2 separate regions of the Homo sapiens genome follow, and region 1 is linked to region 2. Evidence: read pairs that join two places in POLR2A ChIA-PET (ENCODE). Cell type or tissue: Panc1. All regions are shown on one strand. Each heading gives the region's core, and the rest is flanking DNA. Links, peaks and the distances in the headings are about the cores only.

Evidence for each region. ChIA-PET counts read pairs that join two places held together with the same protein. Peaks named below come from ENCODE experiments on the same cell type or tissue, not always from the same donor. Only the 100,000 strongest peaks of a DNase experiment are listed, where the experiment ranks them.
Region 1: POLR2A ChIA-PET joins it to region 2 with 7 read pairs; 13 of 35 experiments call an interaction of 5 or more read pairs at or near these places.

The regions. Positions count from the first base shown.
Region 1 is chr14:64,461,425-64,464,347 of GRCh38, reverse strand. It overlaps a transcript of ZBTB25 not described here. Among named protein-coding and RNA genes, the nearest start is that of AKAP5, 2.6 kb to the left of the region's middle. In Panc1, for the core only: no CTCF peak of the experiment used is centred there; no DNase peak of the experiment used is centred there.
Region 2 is chr14:64,395,607-64,398,529 of GRCh38, reverse strand. The region is part of intron 1 of MTHFD1 (methylenetetrahydrofolate dehydrogenase, cyclohydrolase and formyltetrahydrofolate synthetase 1); the gene reads right to left. Among named protein-coding and RNA genes, the nearest start is that of MTHFD1, 8.7 kb to the right of the region's middle. In Panc1, for the core only: no CTCF peak of the experiment used is centred there; no DNase peak of the experiment used is centred there.

The DNA.
Region 1 (2,923 bases), core at 243-2,742, 66 kb before region 2:
TGTAATTAAGAATTCAGGGATGGGCGCAGTAGCTCACACCTGTAATCCCAGCACTTTGGGAGGCCAAGGCAGGAGGATGGCTTGAGTCCAAGAGTTTGAGACCAGCCTGGGCAACATAGGGAGACAAAAAAATCTAAAAAATTAGCTGGGCATGGTGGTGCACGTATGGTCCCAGTTACTCAGGAGCTCAGGAGGCTGAGAAGGGAGGATCACTTGGGCCCAGAAGGTCAAGGCTGCTGTGAGCCACTACTGCACCACTGCACGCCAGCCTGGGCAACAAAGTGAGACCCTGCCTCAAAAAAAAAAAAAAATTCAGTCAGCCTTGTTCACTCAGCAAACACGTCTATCGAAATGGTCTGCGTATCTCTCTATGGGTTGCTAGCGCTGCTTGTTGCCAGTTTTGAACTTTAAGCCAAAAGAAATCCATTATGCTTATAAGCAATTGAGAACTATTCCTTATTGAGATCCAAGGTTTCTCAAAACTAGCAGACCTGGGAGTTTGCAAGAGTTTCAGGCAAAAAATAAGATGAGCTTATTTAGGTGAAGACAGGGTAAAATAGCTGTCTTATTTTTATTTTTATTTGAGACAGGGTCTTGCTCAGGCTGGAGTGCAGTGGTACAATCCCTGGCTCAAGCAATCCTCCCACCTCAGCCTCCCATGCAGCTGGGACCACAGGTATGCGACCACATGCCCAGGTTCTTCTTCTTTTTTTTTTTTTTGTAGAGATGGCGTCTCCCTATGTTGCCCAGGCTGGTCTTGAACTCCTGAGCTCAAGTGATCCTCCTGCCTTGACCTCCTACAGTGCTAGGATTACAGGTGTGAGCCCCCATGCCTGGCCTTCACTTGCCTTTCTTTTAAACAAAATTAGTAAAAGGGAACTGAAAGGCAGTTTGAGGTGAGAGATGAATTTATTTAGTATTTGAAGGGCAAATTCGGACAGACTTCCTTAAGGTATATTACAAACAAGTCATCCCTGACCTCCACCAACACACATACACACAGAGTCACTCACACAGAGTATAGTACTATAAATAACATAGCGCACCATAGTTTTTCTTTAGGATATGACTAGAACTCAATGCCATATGTGTGTGTGTGTGTGTGTGTGTGTGTGTGTGTTTAATGTATCCAGTACCTCATGCATGAAAGAAACCTGTCATTCCTGAATTCAGGTAAGTGACAACGAAGGCTGTTTAAGCTATTACCCATATCATTGTCTACTACCCCATTAGTAGCTTTTCATTATATAACAGGAAATAGGCTATAAATGTATTTCTGCAATCTGATGAGAAATTATCCTACCTATAGCTTATCATGTTAATATCACTAGATACAGTGTGCCAGTAAAATAGCTTACATATTTATCTGAGCAATACTCTACTGATCTTACCATTTATCCCATCTTGATCTCTACCCATTGCCTGGGCCTATAGCTACCAAAAATGACTTATAACTCCTTGTTAATAGCTCTTACATTTCAGAGGCCTTCTGGGAATAAGCCCTCCAACCCCGTTCCCTGGGACACCATTGAATGAACCTGAGGCTCCAAGTCTCTGGTGGTTTCATCTGTTCCTGGGCACCATGAGGGTTGCACAGAGCCAACACAAACTCAATAGTAATACTGTTGCAATCTGTTTAATGTGGCAGCACATAAATGCTATCTCTTTTGAATTAAGACTGTGTGTACATCTTCAGTGCACAGAAACAGCCTCTGAAGTGAGATCAGAGAATGTACAATTTGTTTATCAGTAATATTACTAATAAGGGGAAGGAAGGCATTAGCAGCCCAGAGAAGAGAAAGGGCACGGGAAAGCCACTAATCTGGAGGGACTCTTAGCACCAAGGTAAAGGCACTAGACCTTCTCTGCCAGCACATGCTAATAGTTACCCCAAGCACTAATGCTTCTATAGGTCTTTTTTATTTTGACACAGGGTCTTGCTCTGTTGCTCAGGCTGGAATGCGGTGGCTCAGTCATAGCTCACTGCGGCCTCGAACTCCTAGGCTCAAGCAAACCTCTCACATCAGACTCCCAAGGAGCTAGGACTACAAGCGTGCACCACACACTCAGCTGAGTTTTGGGGTTTTGTTTTTTGTAGAGATGGGGTCTGTCTTGTCCAGGTTAGTCTTGAACTCCTGGGCTCAAGTGATCCTCCTGCCTCAGCAGCCTGGACAAGACAGTGAGACCCCATCTCTACAAAAAACAGAACTTCAAAACTCAGCTGAGTGTGGTGGGATTACAGGTGTGAGCTACCATGCCCAGCCCCTACCAGTATTGAGGATTTAAACCCATGTGGCTGTTGGCGATATTAGGAAACCTAAATCCTTTAAGATGATCCTTAAGTCACCATATCTGACAAGACTGCATCCTTCCCTTGTCTACAAAATGAATTCCCAGCAAATCCCATTCCAGGTGAAGTTTCACAGGACATTAAGAAATGTACCAGAAAGCGGTCGGGCACAGTGGCTCACGCCTGTAATCCCAGCACTTTGGGAGGCCGAGGTGGGAGGATCACTTGAGGCCAGGAGTTTGAGACCAGCCTGGCCAACATGGCAAAACCCCATCTATACTGAAAATACAAAAAATTAGCCAGGCATGGTGGTGCGAACCTGTAATCCCAGCTACTCGGGAGGCTGAGGTGGGAGAATCGCTTGAACCCGGGAGGCAGAGGTTGCAGTGAGCTGAGATCACGTCACTACACTGCAGCCTGGGCAAAAGAGCACGACTCTTGTCCCAACCCCCCTACCCCCCCTGCCAAAAAAAAAAAAAAAAAAGGAAAAAAAAAGTACCAGAAGCAATTAACTCTGCAAACAGGGCCTGGAGGATGCTGTGCAACAGGAACTGACAAGTGCTTACAATGTGCCAGGCCCTGTACAAAGCATCTTAGATGATGTGTTTGAGTAATTCCAGAACCGCCCTCACG
Region 2 (2,923 bases), core at 293-2,792:
TATCACCCAGGCTGGAGTGCAGTGATGCAATCACAGCTCACTGCAACCTCCACCTCCTGGGCTCAAGCCATCCTCCCACTTCAGCCTCCCAAGTAGCTGGAACTACAGGTGCACACCACCACACTTCAGCTAATTTTTGTATTTTTTGTAGAGATGGGATTTTGCCATGTTGCCCAGGCTGATCTTGAACTCCTGAGCTCAAGTGATCCTCCCACCTTGGCCTCCCAAAAGTGCTGGGATTACAGTTATAAGCCACTGCACCCAGTTCAAATTTTATTTCTAGTTAGTGACTTTGTTTTTTCAAGTCAGTATTCTCTACAATAATATAGCTCAAAAGAAGAATAGACCATTGGAATTTTTTTTTTTAACTGGGATTGGACCTGGATAGAGGCCACAATTCTGCTCTGAGACAAGGGAACAGGGAATACTGCAGTTTGCACTCCCCAGCAGTTCCAGCCCTAGCTGCTCCCCTGAATGACAACCAGATGTGGTGCTGGGCATAGCCTAATACCCCTACACAGTCACCCAGGCTCTCTTTGGCCCTAAGTCTTATATAATCATTCCTGCCGAAATCCGTTAGAAATTCCAATTCACTCTGTTTAACATCATGGCTGAATTTAAAATATTTAACATGTTATGACAGAGAAAAAAACACATTGCTAAAATATAACCTTTAACTCTTATTATGGATATAGAAAAATGAGTAAATAAAATAAAATATAACATGGACATTTCAACAGAAGCTATATGGTAGGCAAAGGAGGCAGCATGAAATTTACATGATTAAAATACAGCTGCCTTTAGACAACAAAAATGCTGAAATGTGCCATAAGCTTAGAGTAGTTCTCAAATAATTCTCAAATGGCACAGGGAAAACACTTTTAGTAACTGATCAGAGAAGAAGCAAAAACATTCACCTTCAAAATACAGGGCTTCGGGCCGGGCATGATGGCTCACGCCTGCAATCCCAGCACTTTGGGAGGCCAAGGCAGGCAGATCACGAGGTCAGGAGTTCGAGACCAGCCTGGCCAATATGGTGAAACCCCGTCTCCACTAAAAAATACGAAAAATCAGCCAGGCGTGGTGGCACGCGCCTGTAGTCTCAGCTACTCAGGAGGCTGAGGCAGGAGAATCGCTTGAACCCGGGAGGCAGAGGTTGCAGTGAGCAGAGATCGCGCCACTGCACTCCAGCCTGGGCGACCCACTGAGACTCCGTCTCAAAACAAACAAACAAACAAATAACAACAACAAAAACAACAGGGCTTCTTCTAAAAAAAAAAAAGTCTTCTTCTAAACAAGGACACAATTTATCCCCTGCCCCAATAGATTACTGTTTTTTATATATATATATATATATATATATATATATATATATATATATATATATATATTTTTTTTTTTTTTTTTTTTTTTTTTTTTTTTTTTGAGACGCAGTCTCCCTCCGTCTCCCAGGCTGGAGTGCAGTGGCGCGATCTCGGCTCACTGCAAGCTCCGCCTCCCGGGTTCAAGCCATTCTCCTGCCTCAGCCTCCCAAGTAGCTGGGACTACAGGCGCCCGCCACCACGCCCAGCTAATTTTTTGTATTTTTTAGTAGAGACGGGGTTTCACCGTGTTAGCCAAGATGGTCTCGATCTCCTGACCTCGTGATCTGCCCTCCTCGGCCTCCCAAAGTGCTGGGATTACAGGAGTGAGCCACGGCGCCCAGCTATTATAAGATTTTTAAAATGCAGAACACAAATGTTTTATTTAATATGTTTTATTCCCATTTTGTTCATTTGTTGATTTATTTCATTTGTTCATTAACAATTTTTATACTACTAAAAAATACTTCGGCTGGGCACGGTGGCTCACGCCTATAATCCCAGCACTTTGGGAGGCTGAGGTGGGTGGATCACCTGAGCTGGGGGGTTTGACACAGCCTGAGCGGTGAAACCCCGTCTCTACTAAAAATACAAAAAAAAAAAAAAAAAATTAACTGGGAGCGGTGGCGCATGCCTGTAATCCCAGCTACTCGGGAGGCTGAGGCACGGGAATCGCTTGAACCCGGGAGGCAGAGGTTGCGGTGAGCCGAGATCGCGCCATTGCACTCCAGCCTAGGCAACAAGAGTGAAACTCCATCTCAAAAAAAAAAAAAAAAAAACCTTCAAAAAATTTTTAAAAACTTAATATGTAGTTCCTTGTAAAAATAATTGTGATTGTAAGGCCACCTAGTGTTCCAAGAAATACATATATTTCAAATTGCTAGTCATTTAAGTCAAATTAAAACACTAAATTACCTTCTTGTTGAAAGAAAACTGATTTTCACCTATCACTAATATAGCAAAAGCTATATCAGTATACAAGACAGTCAACTGACAATAGTACTATTATTACATAAGAATATTTACTAAAAAAATTATTATAATTTAACCCAGACATTTACCAAATTTGACAGTTACCTCAAATACGTATTTGAAAGCTTAATGTGAGGAAGCTATTTTATGCTTCATTGAAAGTTTATAATGTAAAGTTCTTCCATCCAATTGTCTCTAACTCAAAGCCCTAAGAAAGCAAAGGTAAACTGCTTGATATTTATGACATGAAAATAAGTCAGAATAGTGTAAAATTTTAATGAATCCTATAATTCTTAGTGAGGGTAAAGTCCATCATTAATCCACACACACAATGACACAATAACTCACATTAAGCTTCTTGATCAGGGTTTTTCGATCTCAGCACCACTGACATTTGGACCAGATCATCCTTTGTTATGGGGACTATCCTGTGCACTGCAGGATGCTCGGCACCAGTCCTGGCCTCTACTGCTAGATGCCAATAGCATACCCCTTCCCCATATGACAACCCAAAAGACTCCAGGCATGCCCAATGCCCTGAGGTAGAGGGAGGAAAAAACTGCCCCATTTGACAACCTCTGATCTAATGC